Linked DNA regions of Mus musculus: all the other regions are linked to region 5. The links are chromatin loops, found by intact Hi-C in ENCODE. Cell type or tissue: heart. All regions are shown on one strand. Region 1 has its middle 3.0 kb from the start of Snhg20. Region 2 holds the start of Mgat5b (mannoside acetylglucosaminyltransferase 5, isoenzyme B). Region 3 overlaps Septin9 (septin 9). Region 4 has its middle 32 kb from the start of Mfsd11. Region 5 has its middle 63 kb from the start of Sec14l1. Region 6 has its middle 4.4 kb from the start of Mir6516.

What was found. Peaks named below come from ENCODE experiments on the same cell type or tissue, not always from the same donor. Only the 100,000 strongest peaks of a DNase experiment are listed, where the experiment ranks them.
Region 1: it touches region 5 in a loop (9-fold over the local background); 41 of 42 quality-filtered maps call a loop at or near these places.
Region 2: a loop joins it to region 5, with 4 times the contacts of the local background. A loop is called at or near these places in 10 of 42 quality-filtered maps.
Region 3: it touches region 5 in a loop (3-fold over the local background); 10 of 42 quality-filtered maps call a loop at or near these places.
Region 4: it touches region 5 in a loop (2.0-fold over the local background); 19 of 42 quality-filtered maps call a loop at or near these places.
Region 6: a loop joins it to region 5, with 5 times the contacts of the local background. A loop is called at or near these places in 38 of 42 quality-filtered maps.

Annotation. Positions count from the first base shown.
Region 1 is chr11:117,071,750-117,075,749 of GRCm38, reverse strand. No RefSeq gene overlaps it. Among named protein-coding and RNA genes, the nearest start is that of Snhg20, 3.0 kb to the left of the region's middle. In heart, a CTCF peak has its summit at 2,148 (motif pointing left); a DNase peak (open chromatin) is centred at 3,389; H3K4me3 peaks cover 414 bases; H3K27ac peaks cover 391 bases; H3K27me3 peaks cover 382 bases.
Region 2 is chr11:116,916,814-116,920,813 of GRCm38, reverse strand. It overlaps Mgat5b (mannoside acetylglucosaminyltransferase 5, isoenzyme B), which reads right to left and starts at 1,951. Exons shown (of 18, transcript NM_172948.3): 1 at 1,271-1,951. The coding sequence starts at 1,338. In heart, a CTCF peak has its summit at 2,024 (motif pointing left); a DNase peak (open chromatin) is centred at 2,003; H3K4me3 peaks cover 2,000 bases; H3K27ac peaks cover 1,170 bases; H3K27me3 peaks cover 4,000 bases.
Region 3 is chr11:117,358,075-117,362,074 of GRCm38, reverse strand. It overlaps Septin9 (septin 9), which reads right to left. Exons shown (of 11, transcript NM_001113487.1): 10 at 2,605-2,656; 11 at 1-1,652. The coding sequence ends at 1,520. Among named protein-coding and RNA genes, the nearest start is that of Gm51932, 24 kb to the right of the region's middle. In heart, a CTCF peak has its summit at 2,001 (motif pointing right); DNase peaks (open chromatin) are centred at 1,128, 1,902, 2,690 and 3,654.
Region 4 is chr11:116,883,554-116,887,553 of GRCm38, reverse strand. No RefSeq gene overlaps it. Among named protein-coding and RNA genes, the nearest start is that of Mfsd11, 32 kb to the right of the region's middle. In heart, a CTCF peak has its summit at 2,153 (motif pointing left); a DNase peak (open chromatin) is centred at 2,133; H3K4me3 peaks cover 908 bases; H3K27ac peaks cover 581 bases; H3K27me3 peaks cover 1,985 bases.
Region 5 is chr11:117,175,824-117,179,823 of GRCm38, reverse strand. No RefSeq gene overlaps it. Among named protein-coding and RNA genes, the nearest start is that of Sec14l1, 63 kb to the right of the region's middle. In heart, CTCF peaks have their summits at 2,103, 2,313 (motif pointing right) and 3,273 (motif pointing left); DNase peaks (open chromatin) are centred at 1,600, 2,323, 2,717 and 3,433; H3K27ac peaks cover 540 bases; H3K27me3 peaks cover 368 bases.
Region 6 is chr11:117,079,790-117,083,789 of GRCm38, reverse strand. No RefSeq gene overlaps it. Among named protein-coding and RNA genes, the nearest start is that of Mir6516, 4.4 kb to the right of the region's middle. In heart, a CTCF peak has its summit at 2,027 (motif pointing left); DNase peaks (open chromatin) are centred at 119, 1,199, 1,859, 2,439 and 2 weaker places; H3K4me3 peaks cover 846 bases; H3K27ac peaks cover 2,921 bases.

The DNA.
Region 1 (4,000 bases), 100 kb after region 5:
GTCATTTAGTAAACAAGGTGGTCTCATCTCCCTAGGGAAAGTGTCACACAGCCATTACCCCTACAGCTGTGGCTCCTTCTAACTGGAATCAAGATCATCTTCAGGTCAGCTAGAGGCGCGGGGAAAGGCAAGGAGAGGGTGCACTCTGTATTTTCAGTAAATGAAGAAAATGACACACGAACCTCATTGAGATGAATGAAGGGTTTTTGCATGTTTCACTGTAATGTGAATCCAACCACTGAATACAGACTCCCCCTTTGAAGGCTATTTTATTTATTTATTGAGATGAGTCTTGTGGATGTAAAAACACAACTGTGGGAAGCCACATGTGCCGTTGCAGAGTGACACTGACTACTGCTGGCCACCACCCATAAGTTTGGACAAACAACCAATGTGTACATATGCAGTAAAGTTTTTTGCAAAGACACTGCCTGGCCTGGGCATGATAATGAGGCTTTGAGAGTATAACCACTCAGATGTGAGACATGCAAATGAGGTATGATAATGAGGCTCTGTGAGGTACAGAGAGAGAATAGCCAATCAGATGAGGAACATGCAAATGAGGCGTAGTGCATAACCAATCCGGGTGTGAGACACGCCTCTCCTAGGCCTATATAAGCAGCACCAGTTCTGGGCTTGGGGTCTCTTCGCCTCTGCAATCAAGCTCTCCCAATAAATGTGTGCAGAAGGATCCTGTTGCAGCGTCGTTCTTGCTGGTCGAGTCCGACGCGCGCAAGACACAACTTTTGCCCCAAAGGAAATAAGAGATAATTTATTCTGGAGCCATTTGTTGTTGTTGTTGTTTTCGAGACAGGGGTTTCTCTGTATAGCCCTGGCTGTCCTAGACCAGGTTGGCCTCGAACTCAGAAATCCGCCTGCCTCTGCCTCCCCAGTTCTGGGATTAAAGGCATGCACCACCACGCCTGGCTCTGGAGCCAAATTTGAGGGACCAAAATTCAGGAAACACAGGGCCAGGTTACTTCAGGTCCATGTCTGTGGGAAATTGCAGGCTGGTATCCAGTTGAGCTGAGGTCTGAACCCCGATGGTCATAATTCACCTACATGACATGGTAGGCGTTCCCTTATGCTCCTGGAACTCTGGCTCCTGCCTAAGTTACCACCTCCCACACCCTCCACAAGAGAAGCATGGTCAGTGGTAAGTAGTCGTGTAAGCAATGGCCCAAGCTTCTGACCTTCAGGCTAAACTCCTCCCCAGTTACCTAGCAACAGTGAAGACCATAAAAGGGGCTGTTAGGCCCCCACCTTGATCTCTTACTCCTTTGTTCCCTTACCTCTCACTTCTCTCTCCTCTTCCCTTTCTCTTTGTCTTCTCCTCTCTCTCTCTTTCTCTCTAGCCTCTCTCTCTCCCTTCTCTCTTTCCCCTGCATTTCTATAATAAAGCTCTTAAACCATAGAAAATCTCTGTTCCATCAAGACCCGCTGCACACTCTGATCAGTGTTGGGAACTTCTTCCCCTATCCTGTCTCTCCTATAACCCCAGGGCGACAGGGTGTGGCCTCGGGGGTCCCTGGTCAGGGACAGCCCCTTCTCCACCCATCAGAGGCTTAGATCTCCACCGGGAGCCATGTGGAAAGTGCCTGGCAGTCTCCCTGAGTCCACCTGCCCAGAGCACAGGCACTCTGGCCGGACATGGCATATTTTCCCTTCCCATTCTCCCTGGGCCTCCCCGCCCCCCCTTTTTTTTGTCCCCACATGAAAGTGGTTTCCTTAGGTTTGTAAAGTAATAAAACAAAGAAGGACTTAAAACAAGGCATTTTAGGGCTGGCGAGATGGCTCAGTGGTTAAGAGCACCAACTGCTCTTCCGAAGGTCCCGAGTTCAAATCCCAGCAACCACATGGTGGCTTACAACCTTCCGTAACAAAATCTGATGCCCTCTTCTGGAGTATCTGAGGACAGCTACAGTGAACTTACATATAATAAATAAATAAATCTTTAAAAAAAAAAAAACAAAAAAAAACCAAGGCATTTTGTAAAAATCTATCAGTGGAGGGCTGGAGCATCGGCTCAGCATTAAGAGCACCGGCTGTTCTTCCAGAAGACCTGGGTTCAATTCCTGGCTCCAAATAGCAGCGGAGCAACATCTGCAAGTCCAGTCATGTGGGAGTACAGCGCCACCGTCTGGTCTCTCTGGGCACACGCCCGCAAAAGCATTCCTAGACATAAAAAATTAAAAAAAGAAAAATTTAAATACACTGATGGAGACAAGAAAGGCGGTTACAAGATGGTGGAGTCTCTCCTATAGGACTCGGGTGCATTTTTAGCTTTTAGATTGGCAGAAACTAAGTTAATAGATTCTAAAAGCTTTTTTCCCCTCTCACTCACAAAAACGTTAGTACGGACACAGAGATGGACCAGGGATGGCTACTTAAGAGGCACAGATGAGCCCATGATAAGGTAATTAGGGTCTTGGCCGGCAGGCAGTGTTGTGACTACTCTGTTGTTCCATACCACAGCAATTCCCATCAGCCTCTGCCGGAACATTTCCAGGAATCCTCATTTATAGTCTCATGTAGCCCAGGCTAGCCCGGAACTCTATATGTAGTTGAGGATAACTTTGGTTCCTGACCCTCCTGCCTCTGCCTCTCCAGTGCTTGGATTTCAGGTGTATTGCACGTTTGGCTGTCTTTTACTCTCGGTGGGAGTCTCTTCATCTGACAGTCTTGAAGTCACCCAGAGGCTTTGTGGGAGAAAGCCCTGGAGGTTTCCAGGCCCCCTCCCACCCCGCTTCTCTGTCCACACTTAGTGATTTAGTTTTGCTTGCTCCACATTCCTCAACTTCCGTTGTCTGGTTTTCATGCTGGAACAGCCCAGCTTGGTTTTACTCTATTTTATCAGCTTACATGATAATTTAAAATGTTTTAGGCTAGCAGGCAGTGGTGGCACACACCTTTAATCTCAGCACTTGGGAGGCAGAGGCAGGCAGATCTCTGTGAGTTTGAGGCCAGTTTGGGCTACAGAGTGAGTTTTATAACAGACAGGGCTACACTGAGAGACCCTGTGCTGGAAACTGAAAGAAAATAAAAAAACAATTAGAACAAGTCCAACAATAAAAACAGTGGCTTGCAGCAACCGTGGCATTAGGCTCTTTGTGACTGGAGTGAAACTCCGGTCATCCTGGAAAGAAAGCCTTCTGTGTCCCTTGGGCTAATAACACACCAGTGAGCTATCCTGAGGACATAGTTTTCCCTCACTGTGTTGACCAGACTGGCTGAAAACTCCTGGGCTGGAAAGAATCTCCTGCCTGAACCTCCCAAGTAGCTGGGGCTACAAGTTCCCTGTGGTGGCCACATGGGTCGGCTGAACTGTTTCTGCCACGTGGAGACAGAGAGGACCGGGTCCCAAGATGAGCAGAACCAGGCAGCCAGAAGCTGCGGAACAAGAGATGCATTCCATAGCCCCGAGCGCCCCCTGGTGGCGTCTCTGAGTAGTGCAACCCGCCGCATCGTGCTGTCGGTGAGGTCAGAAGCGGACCAGACCCCAGTCCTGGTCTGTGACTCACTAGACCATTAGGGAAATAAGCAAACAAACAAAAAACACAAAAAAACAGCCCACCACATCTCCCTGAAATGTGTTAAATAGTCAACGAGACTGTGTGAGAAAGATTAGTTGGTGGACTTTCCCAGCTTAGAAAGACGCAGAAAGCCGGGCATGGTGGCGCACACCTTTAGTCCCAGCACTCGGGAGGCAGAGGCAAGCAGATTTCTGAGTTCGAGGCCAGCCTGCTCTACAAAGTGAGTTCCAGGACAGCCAGGGCTATACAGAGAGACCTGTTTGCCTCGAAAAACAAAAACAAACAAACAAACAAAAAAGAAAAGAAAAGAAAAGAAAAGAAAAAAGAAAAGAGAGACGCAGAAACATTTCAAAAGCACAGGCTTCATTCAGTTCCTGGTACCCAATGGCAGCCCAGCATCATCTGTAAGTCCAGTCCCAGGGGATCCTGAGCCCTGTTCTGTTCTCTCTGTGCACATGGCATGAACA
Region 2 (4,000 bases), 260 kb after region 5:
AGAACCCTCTCAAGTTGCAGGAATCCAGTATAGCTCTGGAAAAGCCAGAGTCTTTCCCTGGGCATCTTAGGCCAGGGATTTCTGAGACACTTCAAAACCCTGCCCTCAGTCCTCCGGCTCTACAGACCTTTGCATTCACACAGACAACCTGACTGCTGCTGTCCCCAGAGGCTGCCATCTCAGCCCCCACAGAACTGGCCCAGCATGCTGATGGCAAGAGGCAGGTGGGCCACATCACCTCAGCCCCAACCCAGCTGGGTACAGGAGGTTGTCTGGAGGTACCGGGGATCAACCCAGAACCTGGGAGAAAAGCCAGCACCTGCCTTAAGGTTTATGATCGGACTCCACCTGTGGCCTAGTCCCGAGTCCCACCCCCACAACGGTGCCCATCTCTCCCTCTGTGTCTTCTGAAGCCCAGCTGCCAAACAAGGCAGTACTTCAGGCCTCCCAGACACCCTCTCCCCTAGTCTGGCCTCGGGGCCTAGCTCTGCTGGAGTCTGGGGGAAGGAAGTGGGGTCCCTTCTTGGACCAACAGGTCTTAGCGAGTCTCTCACAAACTGCACCCCTGCCTGGCCAGGACTGTCCACGGGAAGGGAGGGAGGGAGGGAGGGAGGGAGGGAGGGAGGGAGGGAGGTGTTCCATGCACCTGCTATGCCTATCTAGTCTGTTGGAGATCCGCGATTGGGAGTGAATCCCTAGCAGAAGGGGGTCCTTGCCCCAATCTTGGGGACGTTCCTGTCAGACCCAGGTTTGTCCCCCACCAGGAAGATGAGTGAGATGCAGGGGGAGGGAGGGGGAGAGGAAGGGGGATGAACTAGGCAGAGGATGGGCGGGCCGACCTAGGAGACAGGCGGGACACCAGGGGTGCTTCCTAGGCACCCCACAGTAACTTCGCAGCTCAGATAGGACCGACAAGAGATGAAAAAGACCGCAAGGGGCAGGAAAGGGACTTGCTGGCTGGGGCCACTTTGGAGCCCAGGACCTTGATCTTGGTGTTTTCTGACTCCATGCTCACCTCTCTATACCTGATATCGTTCCAATCTTGGTCAACTCAAGAAAGATCCAGACCCGCACCCCCCCACACACACACATACCCCAACCCTATCTAATTCCGTCTTCCCATCCCCATGGCCCTCATCGAGAATAGACTCGCGAACCTCCTTTGCCACCCGAACTCGCACCCCCTGAGGGGACCGACCTCGCCCAGCTCCACCATGAGTCCCCTTGGGGAGGTCTTGACCTCCCTGCGCCAACCAGTAGAGAACTTTACCGAAAGGGTCTCAGGGTGACCAGGCATCTTCTGACCATTATCTTCCCATCTGGGTTGACTGTGATCATTGTTCAAACTTGTCTGGGCGAGAAGCCGGGGGCGAGGCCGGACGCACCGTCCTGGGCCCGGCTCTGACCGCCTCGGGAACCACGAAGCCGCTGCGGGCCGAAGCCGGGGGGTCGCAGCACCGAGGGAGCGCGGGGCACGGTGGCTCTGCAGCCCCGCGCGGGGCACGGCGCGGCCTGGGCGCGCAGGGCAGGGGTTCGGCGAGAGCTTGGGGCCGGGCGCTCTCTGCGTCTCCGCCCTCCCCGATTCACATTTTGGGGAAGGCGAGGCGGCGCGCCCCCAGATCGCCGGCCGCGCGTCTGCCTGCTAGGCTCGCTGGCTGGGCGGGACGGCGCCGCGGCGCGCAAACGGGCTTCCCGCGGCGGGCGCCCTCATTCCCGGGGCCCGCGCCCTCAGAGCCGGCTAGAGGCGGCCCCAGGCCCGCACCCCGGCCCCCCGCACCTTCCGGCCGCGCCGCTCTGCAGCCGCGCGCAGCGCCGCGCCCATGGCTTTGGGAAGGAACGGCTGCGCGCTCGCCTGCCTTCGTCCTCGCCCGCCCGCTCGCCCGCTCGGTCGCTCGGCCACCCGCGCTCCGGGCTCCGGGCTCCCGCGCGGCGCTACAACCCGAGGCGCCGCATTGTTCCCTCTGAGGAGGCGGCCCGGGAGCGGCCTCGCGTTTCCTCGGCGCCTGAGCGCCATCTGGTGGCCGCAGTCTCGCTGCGCTCCCTCCCCGGGCTGTGCGAGGAGGAGGGGGACGCGAGCGCGGGAGCCATGGCTCTGCGCCCCTCCCTGGACCATGCAACTTCCTAGGGCATCCAGCAGACCGGAGAGCCGAGGCTGCTCCGGTAACTGCATCGCGCAGGGGAGATGGGGCGCGGAGAGGGGACCCTTGTCTCTCCTGCAGAGCACGAGCCACCACTACCACCCCCAAGAGCTTCCGTACCTATGGCTTCTCACCCGCTGATTCTCTCGGCAACACCCACCCACCCTGAGAAACTCCCCGAGTCCTCCCACTTCTCACTTGCCTATAATAAACTGGGGCTGTGGCATTCATGCCAGGAGCCGTCAGCTGTATGCCTGAGGTCTAGCCTTGGACCCTCTCAATCACTGAGTTAACGGGCTTTCTAGTATACAACTAATGACCAAAAAGCTCACCAAGGCTCTTTAAAGTCAATTCCCAAACCCACAGGCTTAAATTTTAGCATTGTTGAGCCCTGCGCACACCATCCCTGCGTGTGTGTGTGTGTGTGTGTGTGTGTGTGTGTGTACTGTCCTGTCACTTCCTCACTTAGAGTTGATGTGAGTTTGGTCTTGACAGCCAGGAATGAAATTATCACCCAGGCTTGTGGCAGCTGGAGGCACCCAGACAAGATGCATGATTTAGAGGCCCAGCAGAGACCCCATCGCCCTCAGACATTTCCTTAGCCAGCTGGCTGGAGTGCCCGAATTTCCCTCCTCCATCCGTCACTCTTTCACTGAGGCACGGTCAGACTGCCCTTGCTCAATGCAAATGTGCTACCTAGCGAGCGAGCGAACACATCAATTCGCCAACACCAATTTATCGCCTGTTTTCTCGTTGGCGGGAGTAAGGCAACTAGGTAACAGGTGAACGCTGGTGGAGAAGCAGACAAAGCAGTCACCGCTGGTAAGGAAAGGCTCAAGGGAGGCAGAGAAAGCTGCAAAGGGCCTGGGGATGCCAGGGTGCTTGGATGGAACCAGGTTAAGATGGAAGAAAACACGGGTGTCCTAATTAGGTTTCTGTTGCCGAGATAAATATCCTGACCAAAAGCAACTTGGGAAGAGAGGCTATGCTTGGCTAACACTTTCCCCTGGCAGTCAATCATGAAGGGAAGTCAGGGCAGAAACACAAGGCAGGAACCTGAAGGCGGGAGCTGACAGAGAGACTGTGGGGGTGTGTGTGGGTGGGTGTGTGCAAAGGCCGTGGGGGAGTGCTGCTTACAGACTTGCTCTCCAAGGCTCCCGTCTGCTTTCTACACCACCCAGAACCACCTGCCCAGGGCGGCACCAGCACAGTGAGTTGGGACCTCCTACATTATTAATCAAGAACATGCCCACAGGCTTGCCTGTAGACCGCTATGATAGAAGACAGTTTCTAAACTGGTAAGTCCTGCTTGTGTCAACAACAATAACAACGAAAAACTAGCCAGAGCAAAGGGCTTTCTCCTGAGCTGGGGAGGAGACTCACCATCACAGACTGTCTTATACTCGGTACCCAAGGCTTTGGGGCACTTCCTGACCAGAGTCGTGCCTGTCTGGTTTTGGGTAGTGCTGATCCAGCCTGAACGTCTTAAGACCACGAAGGCTCTGCTGGCTCTTCAAAGTCAAGAACTTTGAATGTGGTCCAGAGAGATGAGAGATGCTGAGCATGCTGAGAGATGGCTCAGCATGGGGAGACTGGTGACCTCAGGACCTACAAGGTAGAAGAAAAGAGCCCACTCTCTCACATCCCCTGACTTTCACACTTGCATCATGGCATACATGTGACCTCACACATGCACACATGACACACACACACACAAAAGAATGTCTCTTCTGACCTGACACCTCCCATCTCCCCAAGCTCAAGGGGGGTTGTTTATGCCTCTCTGACATCCCTGAGGGTTGTCTGCCCTAGTAGGTATGACTGCAGTGTACCATCTGGGGAAATGGCCTTCCTTCAACCAG
Region 3 (4,000 bases), 180 kb before region 5:
GAAGGCCGGAGTGCCCTGGGTCCAGCGTGCTGGAGATTTCCTTCAAAGTCCTGATTTTGGCAAAAGAACTTGGCAAGCTGGCAAGCGAACTGTTCGGCCACAGGGCATGACGAGGGGCCCTTCCATGCTTGGATGAGGGAGTAGACGCCCAAAGCAGGAAACAATGTTCGTCTCCATCTGTCTGCACCCCACCCCTCCCACTGCACTTCTGGGCTGCAGAAAGCTAGCCCTGGGTCTGTAGAGGCACCTTCCCCAAGCGGGTCCAACCTAACGCACCTCACCAAACTTTCTCCTCAGGGGCAAATGAGAATGGGAGGCAGGCAGGAAGGACACGGCTTTGGTCAGCTGTGCATGGATGGTCCCTAATGTTCCCTCTGAGAGAAGATGAGTGAGCCTGGCTATCCATCTCTGACCCCCTCATCTTTCCCTCTTTAGGGGTATTTTTGATGGGTTCTGGGGCACAGGGCTAGTCTAGGCTCATGTAGACAACAAAATGGTCAGGTTTCTGGCTCCCACCCAGTACAGTCACTGAATCATCAAGGCTTGAGCCTGGGGTGTGTGGGGTGGGACAGGGTGAGGCAGCGGAGCATCAATGTAACCAGAATATCTTGGCCCAAACTGAGGACCACGCGGATATGCCTTCCGCGGCACCTGGGCAGGAGAGCTCCCACACACTCTTATGCCTCCCTTCCACGGCTTCCTCCCTCATGGCTTCGACTCATCTTCTTGCTTTGACCTTCCTTACATTGGGGGCGGGGCTTCCTAACATCGGGGAGCATCTTTCACGCTTCGTCTTTTATAATTAAAGCCCAGTGTAGTAGCGATATCTACAGCACAGGGGAGAGAGAACCCAAGGGCGAGGGAGAAAAGATACCTCCCTCTCTCCAGCACGTCCCTGCTTTTCACCCAAAGGGACATCTGGGAAGAGGTGACTGGCTCTTGTAGATCAAGGCACTTTCTGCTCTGGGACAAGCTCGAGGGGCACGGTTGTCACTTTGTCTAAGTGATTGGCAACTTTGGCTGTGACGCCTCTAGTTCCCTTGAGGGGCAGGCAGCTGAGGGCGCTGTAAGAAACGCCCCCGGAGGGGCAGGTGAGGTTTCAGGAATACCCGGCCAGCTCCATCCTCCTTTGGGGCAGTCTCTAACCTGCTTGAGGCTGCGGCCATGGGGTCTTGTGGTCTAACGGGCTCCTCTGCACCCCCTAGGACTTGGCCCCCACAGGCTTCAGCTTAGAACTCAGAGCGGGGGACGGACACATAGCTCTTCTAACCCCTCAGGGGCTGAGCCCGGGTGGAAATAGAGCACAGAGGCAAGCCCAGGCTTAGCCCCGCCCACCCTGCTGCTGCAGCCAATAAGAGCACACTTGGGAGGTAAACCCTCTCTTGTTACCTGGCAAAGTGTGGGAAGAGATGGATGGAGGCAGGTGACAAGGAGATAATTATATAAAATAAGACAGGGTAGGTGGGTGGGCCAGGGATGATGAAAAGATCTGGGGGTGGGGTCCAGGGGCGGGACGCATCTACATCTCCTGGGCTTCCGGCTCCTTCTCGATCCCGTTGGCCATGGCGCTGTTGCCCTCGTTGAGGCGTTTCACTCGGTAGGCTTCGAAGTGGATGTTGCTGGTGATGTCTTTGATGTTTTGCATGTGCGTCCTGCAGGGAACATGGCCAGCATTGGGGGGGAGGGGGTGACCACTTAGCCTGCCTGGGATGACAACCGCCTGCCCCTCCTGGCTCTTAGAGCCATCCTGCAGGCTCTCTGTGCATACCCAGCAAAACCAGGTGGCGTTCACTCGCTCTCTGGTAACTTTAGACCTTCTGTGGCCTCACATTCTAACCCGTACCCCCGTCTCTGTGTTCACATTGGCTAGTCAGGGGCCTGCACAAGGATGGAGAACTGGGCACTAAAAACACAAAGCTGTGGAAGGTCTCAAGGCCTTCTTCACCAGTGAGCAGGACTTGGGTATTCGTGCTCCAAGACAGAAATTCATGCTGTGGCCAGCAGGAGGCAGCAGATGACCACAGTCCCCAGCGCTGCCTACCCTGACATTCCTAAACTGACTTTTTAAACAAAGTTTCTTTTTGCAGGTGGGAGCCAGAGCCTTAAAGCCTGCCAGGCAACTTCTATCTATGGCCCACACTGCAGACCTCCCCTCCTCTTTACTTTGGGAAGGGGAGTGGGAAAGGTGAGGAGCCCGGAAGGCTTTATTCCTGGAATCCCCACCCCAGGCCCTCAGACAGTCCTGCCTGGCAGGACTTTTTCTACTAATGTATATTAATCACACAAATGAATTTTTTCTTTTAGTTTGTTAGTTTTGTTTGGGACATATAGTCCAGGCTGTGCTGTGTGGACAGTAGCCATAGCTGAATCTAGCATGTTTAGCCCACTGGGGACCGGATGGAGCCCCTCTCATCCTGGTGACTTCGAAAGGTTAGAAAGAATCCTCATTTCTTCATCCATTCCCAGGTTTCTGTTAGCTTGTTTTCAGCTCAGTTCCCGAGAACAGGGCTGACATCAGGCGGCCAGGGTGGGGCCTTTCCCGCCCATCTACCACCACCAACCCCCAGAGCCGGTCCTCCCAAGGGGCCTTCAGAGCTGACTCACCTGATAAGGAGATCCCGCAGGTAAGCAAATTCACAGTGAGTGGTATTCTCAACTAAGGAAAAGAGAAGGAGAGATGATCAGTGGGGAGGAAGCCCCTCCTCTCCTCCCCGGGAAAGCCAACAGCTTCCAGAAAGCCCCGCCCACTGGGCAGGATGATTGACAGCCACTCGATGGTTTCGGAGTCAACAGGGAGACTCGCCTCTAGTGTGTCTATGAGAGGCTCAGCTGAGGGAAGACCCACAGGGAATGTGGGCAGCACTATCCTGTGGGCCGAGTTTTCCCAGTTGAATAAAAAAGAAAGTGAACTGAATTCCAGCATTTATTTATCTGCTTCCTGACTGCGGATACACAGCGATCAACAGTCTATTGTCGTGCCGCCATGACACCCCAGCATGATGGACTGCACCCTGGAACCGTGAGCCCAAATAAACCCCTCATTCCTTGTGTTCTGGACTGGGGTGAGTTCTGTTGGCTTCTCTGACCCAGTTTCTCAATAAAATGAGCAAATGACTCAGTAGATAAGGGCATTTGCCGCCAAACCCAATGACTGCAGTTTGATTCCCAGAACCACACAGTAGAAGGTGAGAGCCAACTCTTGCAAGCTGTCGTCTTACTACTACATCCGTGTTTTGGCATGTGCGTGCCCTCTCCCTCCAATAAAGTAAATAAGTTAATAAATAAATGTAAGAGAAATTTAAACGGGAGATCAGCATGGCTTGGACCTTAAGGGCACAAAAGACCAAATGAGCCAAGGATGTATTCTGACTTTGTGACGCTTTTGAGGAACCAAGTAGCTTTCCATCCTCCAGGTAGTACTCTGGCCACCTTCCAAGGATGGAACAGACACTTCAGATGGTGCGTACCAAGGATTAGGAGTAGGCCCCATTGGATGGGACTTAGTAAGTTATGAACTCACAGGGTCCCTGATAGGAACTTGCACCAGGTTCACTTTACAAGGATGCTGGATGTGGGAACGACCACCAGGGGGCGTACCCAGAGGCTGCCTGGATCCTTAGCTGGGAACAGTAATCTAACCTGGCTAAATGAGTTCTCATTGAGTGCATGCAGTACCCAAGTTGGCCATCAGGGGCCAGAAGAGACACGTTAGTATCCAATGCCTCTCCTAGAGTCCCAGGGCTTTTACCCCAAACTTTACTCCTCCAAACCTTGCCTTGCATATTCCTGGAGAGGATTTAGAGGATGAGGAAGACATCAAAGATGGGAAGGAACGACTGAGGGGAACCAAGCTGAGGACAAGCTATTGAGAGAACAGCTTCAGAGAGGCCCCTAGAGTCACTTCTGGGGTCAACACCTGACATTGAGGGGAGTGCTACAGGAGGCCACGGGCACCAAAACCACCCAGAGACTGTCCCCAGGACACCCCACCTGGCAGACC
Region 4 (4,000 bases), 290 kb after region 5:
ACACAGAGGTTCGGACCTGGCCTTGGCAGCAGTCCTGCATCCCCTCAGAGAAGCCTGAACCTCCACGTATCGCCCCTTGTATGTAAAGTCGCTTTTCTTTACCCTGGATGTCACTGGGGGGAGGGGGAATTGAGGTCATGAAACCAGAAATGCACCCATCCCAGGAAGGCCCTGAATGAGCCTCCTAAGCCCTCCTCCCTCCCCCTTTTGCCTCATTCTGACACCGAGGCCCACACCTCAGAGAAGCAAGGCCCCACCCTCTTTCCCCACCTCAGAGCTCCATCTATATCCCCAGCAAGAGCTTGCACCTGCAGAAGCAGGAGATGAACCAGAAAACTCCATCCTGTTCTTTGGTTGGACTCTGCAGATCTAAGGATGGGGGATGAGGGGCAGGGGGCGTGCAGATGCAGAGGTTTGGACCAGATGACACCCCCTCCCCTCCCACTGTTCCTGCCTTGACCCTAGCTCTCCCCATTACTCTCCTGGGGCCCAGAATAGACAGTACTTCCAACTGGGTGGGCACTGGGCAATGGGACCCTCTCAGTGTCCACTCACTGGGCACAGTTTCCTCTGTGCCCATCTCTTTGGTGCCCCGTGGTGGTCTGAGCTCCCTGCAGTGTGGGACACAAGGACTCGGTCACCCAGCCATTTCTCCCAGGTTCTAGCTTGATGAAAGTGACAGTTAAGAACTCTCATCCACAATGACACCTGAGGAGCGACAGGTGGTAACTTGAACCAGAGTTTATCTGTCCCCATTTCAACCACAGTGACAAGGAGAGTATCATTGTGTTTGCAGTTCTGAGCGAGTGTCTACTTTGCTTCTGGACGAGGGCTGAAACCCTGGCTCCTGAGTGTCTCTCTGTCTCTCTGTCTCTGTCTCTCTCTTTCTCTCTGCCTCCCTCTCCCCTCCCCTCCCCCCCCCCCCACGAAGCCAAGGGGATTTTTCTTTGGAAGATGTGGTTCAGGGAGTGGGAGACAGATGAGAGGGTGACCAAAATAACACTATACACACCAATGAAACTCTCAAAGAATAACTTCTGTTTTGAGGAAGGGTCTCACTATGCATTCCTGGATGGCTTAACATTGGCTATGCAGACCAGGCCAACCTTGAACTCACAGATCTGTCATCCTATCTCCCAAGTACTGGAAGTGAAGTTGTGTGCCAACATGCCCAAAAACAACAACAACAACATCCACCTGCCTTTAGACTGTGGGTGTGGCTTAGCGACAGAGTGTTTGTTTAGCATGCATAAGGCCCTGGTTTAACCACTACCTACATAAAACTAAAGCCCAGCCCACACAGAGATGGGAGAGACAGCCACTCATGAGAAAAAAAACCCTTAGACTTGGGAAGACCGGAGCTGCAGTAAACCCATTGTCCCATCTGGGCCCTTGTCAGCCTGAGACAGGTGCTGAGTTTGTTACAGAAGTAGGTGGTAGATCTGGGTAACCAGCTGCACCCCCCTTTTCCCCCCACCCCCACCCCGGTGCTCAAGGGGGAACAGAAACTGCGAAGCAGACAGCTGGCAAGGGATCCAACTCACCTGCAGAGCACCCCTGAGGCCTCCTGTTCCTTAGCAACCTGCTGAAGCCAGCCAAGGGCTTCCGGATTCCCTTTCAGAGGATCAGTCACCTCCCTCCCCTCCCCTTCCCTCCCTCCTCACCTCGCCCCCTCCGTCCCCCCAACCCCCACCCCCGGAGAGGCGGAGAGCAGTAGGATCCCTGTACACGCAGAGGGAGTTCAGGGTGAAGGAACCTAAGTTTCTTTTCAACTGGGTCTGCGCAGAGCCAGAGGATGCCAGGGATCCCCCAGCACCCCCGCGCCCTGCCCCGCACCCCCTGCCCTTCCTCACAACACACACACACAAAGGGAAGGTGTCAGGACAGTCTCCGCTGAACCATTTCACTGGCTCTTCTTTCGGAAAGTCTACCTATAAACTTAGAGATTCACGTCGGGACAACAGAACACATAGGACAGTGACACCTCGGAGACCTAAGCGTGGGAGACTGAAACACAGCAGAGACGTCCCTTAAACCGAGCTATTTACTATGCCGGCTCCACACCTCTTGCATCCCAGATCACGAGTTCAGTCTCGGCCTAGATCCAAAGCTGTAAAAACAGATCGCAAGAGTCGGTTGCCCTCTGCTGGGCATCGTAGGATATGCACCCAGCCTCCGTACCAAGAACTGATTTCTGCACTCTATGAGAGGATTCAAGAGCTGGACAGCTGTGGCTGAGTCTTTCCCCCGAATCATCTGGAATAAATTTGATTTGATTTGGAGTCTATAGCCCAGGCTGGCCTCAAAAACATAGCCAAGGCTGACCTTCGACTCCTGATCGTCCTGCCTCTGACTCCTGAGTGCAGGACTACAATCATGTGCCACAAAGCCCAATTTTTTGTTTTTTGTTTTTGTTTTAATAGCACTGGGGAATGGAAACCGGGGGTCTGAGCATACTAGGCAAGCACTCTACAGCCCAGGTTCGAGACTATCTTGGGTATCTAGACCCATCGACTTGCAGAAGAAAAAAAAAGGGTCTTAAAGTGTATGGAGACCTTATAGAGCAGGCATGTCCACTGCATTTCAAGATACAAGACGGGGCATCCTAGCCATCATAATTCTGGTCTGACCGGAACAGGTCTTTTCTTTCTTTTACGTTTTTGTTTATGGGCTGGAGAGATGGCTCAGCAGATGAGAGGACTGCTCTTCCAGAGAACCAGGGTTTGAGCCCCAACACCACACGGTCACTCGGAATCGTCTGGGATCGTTCTGCGGTATTTGATGAGCTCTTCTGTTCTCTACAGGCACCAGGTATGCATGTGGTGCACAGAAACAAAGCACACATGAAATAAAAATGAACAAATCTAAATATGGGCTGGAGAGATGGCTCAGCAGTTAAGAGCACTTGACTGCTCTTCCAGAGGTCCTGAGTTCAATTCCCTGCAACTGCATCGTGGCTCACATCTATAATGGGATCTGATTGCTTTTTCTGGTATATATAAAGACAGATCACTCATTAAATAAAATACATGTTGCCGGAGAGATGGCTGTGCTATCCAGAGGATCGAGAGGCTCTGCTTTCTTGACTTCTAGAGGCTTCCTGCATTTATTCGTTCATCTTCAAAGCCAGAAGTTTCCCTCCTTCATTCCTCAGGCGCGGCTTTGTCTTTTCTACCCCTCTCTGATCTTTGCAACTGATGTCAATTTTTCTCTGATTCTGACCCACTTTCTCCCTTTCATAAAGATACTAGGAGGGCTAAGCCTGGGGCGGGATGTGGTGGTGGTGGGGAGGCACTGGGCTGGGGCTGGGCTGGGGCTGTGTAGGCAGTTGGGTTTATCCCCAGCACTGTGCAAAAGCAGGCATAGAGGAACAAGCCTAGAGTTTCAGCGCTTGGGAGGTAGAGGCAGGAGGATCGGAAGCTCAGTGTCCTCCAAGAGTACAAAAAGAATTCAAGGCCAGGGGCTGGAGAGATGGCTCAGGGGTTAAGAGCACCGACTGCTCTTCTGAAGGTCACAAGTTCAAATCCCAGCAACCACATGGTGGCTCACAACCATCCGTAATGAGATCTGATGCCCTCTTCTGGTGTGTCTGAAGACAGCTACAGTGTACTTACATATAATAAATAAATAAATCTTAAAAAAAAAAAAAAGAATTCAAGGCCAGCCTGGGTTACCTGAGACCCTGTCTCAAAAACAAAATAAACAAATGTGGTGGTGTATACCTTTAAGCACACAGGGGCGTTCAAGGCCAGCTTGGTCTACAGAGCAAGTTTCAGGCTAGATAGAGGCACAAAGTAAGACCCTATTTAAAAGAAAGAAAGAAAGAAAGAAAGAAAGAAAGAAAGAAAGAAAGAAAGAAAGAAAGAAAGAAAGAAAGAAAGAAACAGAGAGGGCGGGAGCGATGGCTCAGCAGATAAGATTACTTGTTGCTTGCAGAGGGCCTGGGGTTCAGTTCCCAGCACCCGCATGGTGGCTCACAGCTATCTCTAACTCCAATTCC
Region 5 (4,000 bases):
TGCATGCTAGGCCAGCACTCGACCAAGAGAGCCAAGCCACATCACTTGCCAGGAGGACACCCTTAAACCCAGCACTTAGAAGGCACAAGCAGGAGGATCTCTGAGCTTGAGGCCAGCCTGGTCTAGTTCCAGGACAGTCAGGGCTACACAGAGAAACCTTGTCTAGGGCAAAAAGAAAGCCATGCTACCAGACTTAATATTTATTTAACACACTCCCCATCCCCATGCTGGGGTTGGATCCCAGGGCCATGTTAGGCAAGAAGTTCTCTACCTTGAACTTATACCCCCAACCCCAGGGCGGAAAAGAATTGTCCTGTGGGGTCCCTTTCCCTCAAATATACCCTCACAGAGTCCACACCCTCACAACTCACAAGTAAGTGTTTTCACACTGCCCAGCAGGCTGAGCAGGTCCTTAAACCAGTGGGGGTGGAGCCTGGTAGGTGTCTAGCCAACTCCCTGAAGAAAGATCCTCAGGTCAAACCCGGCTCCATCTCCGGAGTCTCTGAGGCCTACCCACTGGGCAGCAGCACCAGCTGGCTGGAGGATAGAGAAAGGAGGTGGTGTCCTAGTGACCCAGGAGGTCAGCAACTTCCTCATATCCCAGCCCCTTCACGCCAGGAGCTATCATCTTAGGAAAGCAGCATCCCCCTCCCATGAGGGTTGTTTTCTAGGGGTCGCTGCTAGAATTTCTCCACTCTCTGCTCCTCCCCACTCCTTAGGGGACCTGTTGCCAGACAGTGGTGGCACAGATCTTTAATCCCAGCACTCAGGAAATAGACGTAGATAGATCTCTGTTGAGTTCTAGGCCAGCCTGGTCTACAGAGCTACTTCCAAGACAGCCAGGGCTACACAACCAAATTCTGTCCTCCTCTCCTTAGCTTTGTCCCTCAAGATCCTCTTGATTCCCACAGGCTGGCCCACAGAAGAGCCAGTGCTGCCCAGCGCCTGGCAGAATTCAGACTGTAGCCCCACAAAGACCTGTCACACCCAAGGTTCACTGGCACTGGAAGCCAGACTGTGTCCTGTGGCTCCCATACAGGAAGCCCCTTCCACTTCCCACAGAAAATAACACCAGGACCCTGTGCTGGTCCCCTTCACCTCTCTTGCCCCCAAAATTGCCTCTCCCTGTCCTCCCCGCTAGGCAGAGCTCCCTACTAGGTAAATAGCAGCCCACAGAAGAGAGCTGGCCAGACATCAGGAGACTGCTTCAGATGGGGACATTTTATAAACCCCACCAGTCACCCAACAGCAAGAGATAACGGGCCCAACTCACAAACCAGCATCCAGGCAAGGGTATGGCAGGAGCAGACTCCCTTCCCTCCTGGGTGTCACATCTCATCCACACTCTTAAACACCAAATCAGCCAGCTTGAGTAGTGAGGGAACAGACTCAGCAGCCCTGGTAATGACCAACCTGGATGAATCTTCCTCCTCATGACACCTGCCTTAGGGCCACTACTGCTGTGATGAAACACTGCGACCAAAAGCAACGTGGGGAGGGGAGGGTTAATTTCAAGTCAGGGCAGGTACTCAAAGAGGGTTTGACCCTGGAGGCAGGAGCTGATGTAGATGCCATGGAGAGGTGCTGCTTGCTGGCTTGCTCAGCCCGCTTTCTTAGAGAACCCTGGACCACCAGCTCAGGGGTGACATCACCCACAGTGGGCTGGGCCCTCCCCCATCAATCACTAATTAAGAAAATGCCCCTCAGATTGAATTTATGGAGGCACAATTGAGGTTCCCTCCTTTCAGATAACTCTAGCTTATCTAGTGAGCCTGAGGCTAGCCTGGGCTACAGGAGACCCCCAACTCATAATTCAGGACAGTGACCTTCAAGTTCAGCTGCCTAGGGGTCGGTGACAAGCTGGCTACCAGTGAGGACTTAGTAAGCACGTGACGCGGGGCAGGAGTGTCACCCTCATGGGGTAGGGCAGAAGGACTTCCTGGAGGAGGTCAAAGCTAAGCTGGCAGTCCAGGGTCTTCCAGGCCAACAGTCTCAAGAGATTCTGTAGCCATTGTTCCTGGACTCTAGTCCTGTGTACAACCCGTGGACTTTAAGCTTTGGAGATAACAGTGCCCATGTGGTAGGCTGGTGGGAATCAGAGCAAGATGCAGGTTGGAACACCCAAGAGGGAGGGAGGGAGAGAGGGAGGAAGGAAAGGTGTGGTGGGGGCCACAAAGCTGGGGGGGGGGTGCGTGGGGTGGGGGCGGTGGGGGGGGGGGGCGGGAGAGGGTGAGTGTCCAAAGCCAGGAGCTCCAGGTCCTGAGCTACACAGGATCTCACTCTCCAGCAGGTGGCGATGTCGCCTCAGGAATGAGGTTGGTCTCACATGGGTCAGTACTTGCTGGCAGGGACAGTGGAGAACAAGGGGCAGGCATTTTGCAACATGCTTGTCTCAAGGGACAGGCCACTGGATGACCCCTTCCTAGGTCATTGTTACCTCTTTCAAACCATTGATGCTGTCTGTTGGGCTCTTGCTGTGAGGGGGTTCTCATTGTTACCCACTGACTCCACTCCTCAGCCGCTCTGAACCTGCGTATCAGGTTCCTGTGTCCCCTTCATTCTGGGTGCTAATGGAGAAAGAGGGGCAGGACACATAGGGCCAGAGGTAAGCTGAACAGCGAGGGGTGGAGGGTGGGGTAGGGGAGCAGGTCTCTCCCTGACACCTGGGCCCAGCCCCATTCAGTAATGTCATTTGCAGGGCTGTTCAGAGGACTATCCCAGTCTGCAGAAGGCATGCACTCCAGGGCCAGGCAGGGCCGGTGTGTGACTAACACACTGAGTATAATTGTTTATGATCCCCGATCCATAGATAAGAGGAACATAGCCCGCAGCCAGGAAGAGGAGATGGACAATTACTGAGAGCATCTGTGACCCTGTGTTCCACCTGTCCCTAGAGCCTCCTGTTACACACAAGCATTCACATGTACACAAATACATACTCACATACATGCACGCTCATCCACATATACACATGTACACAAACACACACTCAAATATGTGTATATGCACGTATGTACACAAGTGTAAACACACATTTACACACAAAATATACACCCAAGCTCAAAGGTATATGTACACAGGTATACAGCACACAAACACTGACATGCGTAAAATGCACATACATAGCAACATGCACACAATCACAGTCATATATATATGTGTGTGTATGTACCCACACATGCATATACATACTACATGAACACACATGCACACTATGTGTGTATACACAGCACACATACATGTATGAAACAGTCTCCAGGTTCCTTCTGGTATCGCCCTCTGCTGGCAGGAGGAACAGGTAACACCAGTTCTGGCCAAGCCCAGCTCAGCTCACAGGCCAGTGTCAGCCCGGTCCCCAGCCTGCCCCCTCCCCCGACCTTGCTGAGGTGACCTCATCCAGGCCGCAGTGAGACAGAAACCCAGATCACCTGCCACACCCAGCGCCTGTCCTCTCTTCTCTTCCACCCCAGTACCACCATCTTAGAATCTAGCACCTTCACAAGTGCCTCTGTGGAGGGGGGGGCTGGGGGCGGTACGGGTGGTGGTGACCATCCTCCTGTCTCCTCCTTGGCACAGAGTCTGGCTCAGGGTCACAGTGCAGTGAAGCCTAGCTGCTATCTCTGGCCTGTGAGCTCCCTGCTCTCGGGGAAACTTGAGTCCAGTGGGGAAAGTTACTGAGGCCATTCTAGGAAGTTCCAGGCAGGCCGTGTTTCTTTAAACCAGGTTGTTAGGAAGGGGTGGCAATGCAAAGAGCGGGGGTAAGAGTACTGCAGGCAGAGAGGGTGGGTGCAAAGGCCCTGGGGCAGGGAGCAGGATGCACAGGCGCACACACTCACAATACCTTTCTCTTATTAATAAAAATGGATGAGAAGTGTGTGAGAGCTCATTTGCTTCTTGCAGTGATGGCTACATTTGCTACCAGTCATGAAACTAGAAGGCTGGGGAACAGGTTTCAGAGCCCACCCTGACAGCCAAGACAGGTTGCCTAGCAGAGGGGGGA
Region 6 (4,000 bases), 96 kb after region 5:
GGAGCCTTGTTTAGTATGCTCGAGGCCCTGGTTCAAACCTATCGCCAAGAGAGATACGAAGAATCAGAGTCTGCCTTTCACTCAGCTGCTTTGCCGGAGGTGACTGATGGCGGCGGCTGCATCCTGTTGGCATTGCGTAACCATTACATAATTCTCCCAGCTGACAGTCTGGGGACAAATGACCTTCCAATGACTTACACACAGGCACGGACAGAGCCATTTTCTGCTGTAGCGGCATAATTGATCTGGATACAAACCCCAGAACAAATAGTTGTTCTATGTGAATCCAGACAGGCTTCTACTTGTAAAGATTATAAGGGACTGTTCTTCTGTAGTCTTCCTGTTAGCAGTTTAAACAGCGACTTAAACGAAACAAATGCATCCAATCTTTGTTGAAAAGCCAAGTCCTAAGGGCTTGCTACCCGGAAGCAGCTGAGGCAGGGATAGGAACAGGCAAGGGAACTGGGGCACCACGCTCAGGCAAGTTGGATTTGGAGGTGTACCTGGAGGCCCTCGCAGGCCAGTCACAAATCCAAGACCTGTAAATCTAGATTTCAGAGTGAGGAGCCAAAGGCCCAGCTGCTACAATGTATCAAGACTGTGTCAAAATAAACAGTAAAACTAAGGGGGGAGGGTGGTGTAGCTCAGTGGGAGAATATCTGCCCTAGACGCAAACCTTAGCACAACGCACACGTGCATGGATATACACACACACACACACACACACACACACACACACACACACACACACACGCACACACACTCTGAGTCTCGAGCACACATGCGCAGTAGGCTTCTAGATAAAGTGAATGGTCAAGGGCTTTATGTGGACTGTCTTTCCCTGTCTGTGTGTTCTACTTTCCCGTCCCTCAGGTAAAGACTGGGGGGGTCCTCTCAGTGGGCACATGCAGCAGGGTTAGAAGAAAGGCTTCTCATGTAAGCTGCATCAGGAGAGGCGAGCTTCCCAATCCCCTCCAAAGAAGAAAGCACGAAGCTAACTAAAGCCTCCCGCTTGCCAGTCCAGGCTGTTGGCCCCAGGAGACTTGCCCAGCACCCCAAAGCCTCGCTGCCCTCCTCTCTGCAAGAGGCTCCACTTACTCTCTGACCTTAGGTTTTGCTAAAGGTCACGTCTCTGGCATTTCCTGGCTCTCTTACCTAGGACGGAAAACAACAGGAGCCTGACTGCTCTCCTTCCCCACACCTTCTCTGATGCATTTCCTGCTTTCCCTGAGGGATGGGAAGTTCCCAGAGGGCTCTGTAGCCGGATATGGCCAGCAGTTAGCACCCAATTACACTTCACTGGGGTCCATCAGAAAGCTCAACTAAATGAGTTTGATCCACCAGAAAGGCGTTAACCAGGTTCAGAGAACCACACTTCTGGAACACCCGGCTTTTCCTTTCCATTCGACCTTGGCTTTCAAGGGCATGGCAACCATTGATCTAACATCGCTGGCTCTGTCTTATCTGTACTTTTCAGCATTAAGTTGAGCTGTTCTTGTCTTGGATGCTTAAAACCCAGCGGTTCTCAACCTGCGACTCTTTAATACAGTTCCTTACGCTGTGTGATCCCCATCCATAAAATGATCCTTTGTTGCTACCTCATAACTGTAATTTTGCTATTATGAATCATTATAATTTTTGGAGACACAGGTTTGCCAAAAGGGTTGCAACACACAGGTTGAGAACTGATGTGAACCCTTGCAGCTGGGGGAACCCACCCACAGATTAGTAGAACAGCATCCTGAGGAGTGTCTGCATGGAGAGGCACATTAGAACATGCCCTTGCCCCCAACTGCACAAGCCCAGAATGGGGTCAGCTGCTCCAGGATGTGAGCGTTTCCTAGAGACGGAGCACAACTGGGACCAACTGACGGATTCCTAAGCAAGTGCCCCACCCTGCCGCTGCACCTCCCGCATAGCTTTCTGATGAAAGAAGTCTTGGCTTCAAACACAAATGGATTCTACCCTTTGTAGTACTGGCTGTTACAAGAGCGCCTGGTGTGGAACTGCGCCCTCTAGTGGACAGAAAGAGAAGCAAAATTCCACAAGCGCTTTAGCATTTTAAGGGCTTCTTTCTGCGTGTCTCAGAGTTATTTTTCCTCAAGTGCTGTCCACTTTGCTTTTGAGACATGTTCTCTGACTGGCCTGGGGGTTACTATGTAGGTTAGACCAGGGGCCAGTGGGCCCTAGGATCTGCCTGTTTCTGTGACTCCTAGGTTGGTATTAAACACGTGCCACCATGTCCAGATTAGTTTTACTGGGTTCTGGGAATCAGAGTCCTTGGTTTGTCCTTGCTTCTCGAGGCAAGCACTCTACCAACTGAGCTATCTCTCAGGCTCTAAGGCTTTCTTGACCACTAATTTCATGGGGCTGTTCTAATTCTTATGTAATCCAGGGTGGCAGCGGGCCAAGCCAGCCCAGGACTTGCCAGAGGCTACATCTTAAGCATGCCTGTGGGGTCAACTAGTCAGCGCCTATCATGTGTAGGCAGCCACAGGGCCAGGGGATCTGTGGAGTAGATAGAAGGGTGCAGGGCTTGGCTGGGAACTCTTGCAGCCACATGCAATACTCTGGGCTTCAGTAGCAGCTGTAGGTCCTCGAGTTCCAAAGGCGGCCAGCGAGCCAGAAGGCTACTGCTGAGCAGTCAATAAAGATGCCGGCAGAGGAAGAAGCCACCTAGCTGGGGGTGGCATTTCAGAGGGAAGAGGACGGATGTAGAGGCCACCCTGCCCTGGGCAAACATCTGCCTCAGAAGTCCCAGCACACACTCAGCATGGTGGTGACACCTGTACCAGCCATGAGCATGAATTTGAGGCTAGCTTGTACGACAGAGTGGGATACTGTCTTAAAATCCCACTGGGATCACACGGAGGCACATGCCTGTAATCCCAGTTCTTGTGGGAAGGGTTGCGGGGAGTTTGAGTCTAGCCTGGGCTACACCGTAAGTTCTAAGTCATTCAGAATTGCATGTGAGACCCTGTCACAAGTCCCAGACCAAGCACTGAACTCCTGGACCCTCCAGCACCCTCCTTGGACTGACCGGAAGAACCGTGGGCTCCGAGTATCCCCACCAACCTCAGCTGCTTCCCGTCAGTTTTCTGCTGATAACCAGACACACGCTCAGAGGGGCCCAGGAGCTGTGTGCTCAGAAGACTTGTCAAACCAGGACTGCGCTGGTCCTCTGAGGACCTGTGAACAGAAGTCCCGGGCTGCTCAGACAAGCTGAGGGCAGATTGGAGCCACCATGAAGACACTGCGTTCTGTGGGCAGGAAAAACACCCCACACTGGATGAGTCAGGAACCTGCCACCACAGCAGTCTACTCCAGAAAGATCACCACAGGCTATTTTCTCCAGTGTACACTGCATCTCAACACCTTCATTTAGGCAGCACAGTCTTTTTCTAGAGACGGCACGTGGACGACAGTACCAATTTCGTGAGGCCCAAATGTGATCGCTGAGACGATGCCAGGAGCCTGCAGCTACTGCAGCTTCCTGCCTGGGTAGCACCAGGCTTCTCCCACGGGATGCGCCTGCTTTACCTATTGTCACCGTACCTGTGTCAAGGCACTCCAGGTACAGAGAGGAAGTGACATGCCTAAGACCACAGGGCTGGCTGGTGCTGAAGCCCCAGTGTGAAGAAACCCCAGGTGTTTCTGCCTCCACGATGAGCCCTCCCTGGGTCATCACCTAAGCGGCTCCTGTACACTGGAGACGTCCAAGGGGCCTCCGCCACAGCTCTGAGTCTTTCATGTTATGGCCAGCGGTTGCAAACCACTGAATAACTTCCAACACAGGTTGAAATGACAGCTCCCGCAGACACGGGGTGGGGGTGGCAGGGGAGTCAAGACCACAGAGGCCCAATGAATCATACCTAATGACATAACGTACGCCGAACCGAGGTCAAAGTTCAAGTCAGCCCCTCACCCAACGCAAGCAACCCACGCACAACATGGGAGACACGCCACCCTGGCATTGCTCTTGCAAACGACAAACTTTATG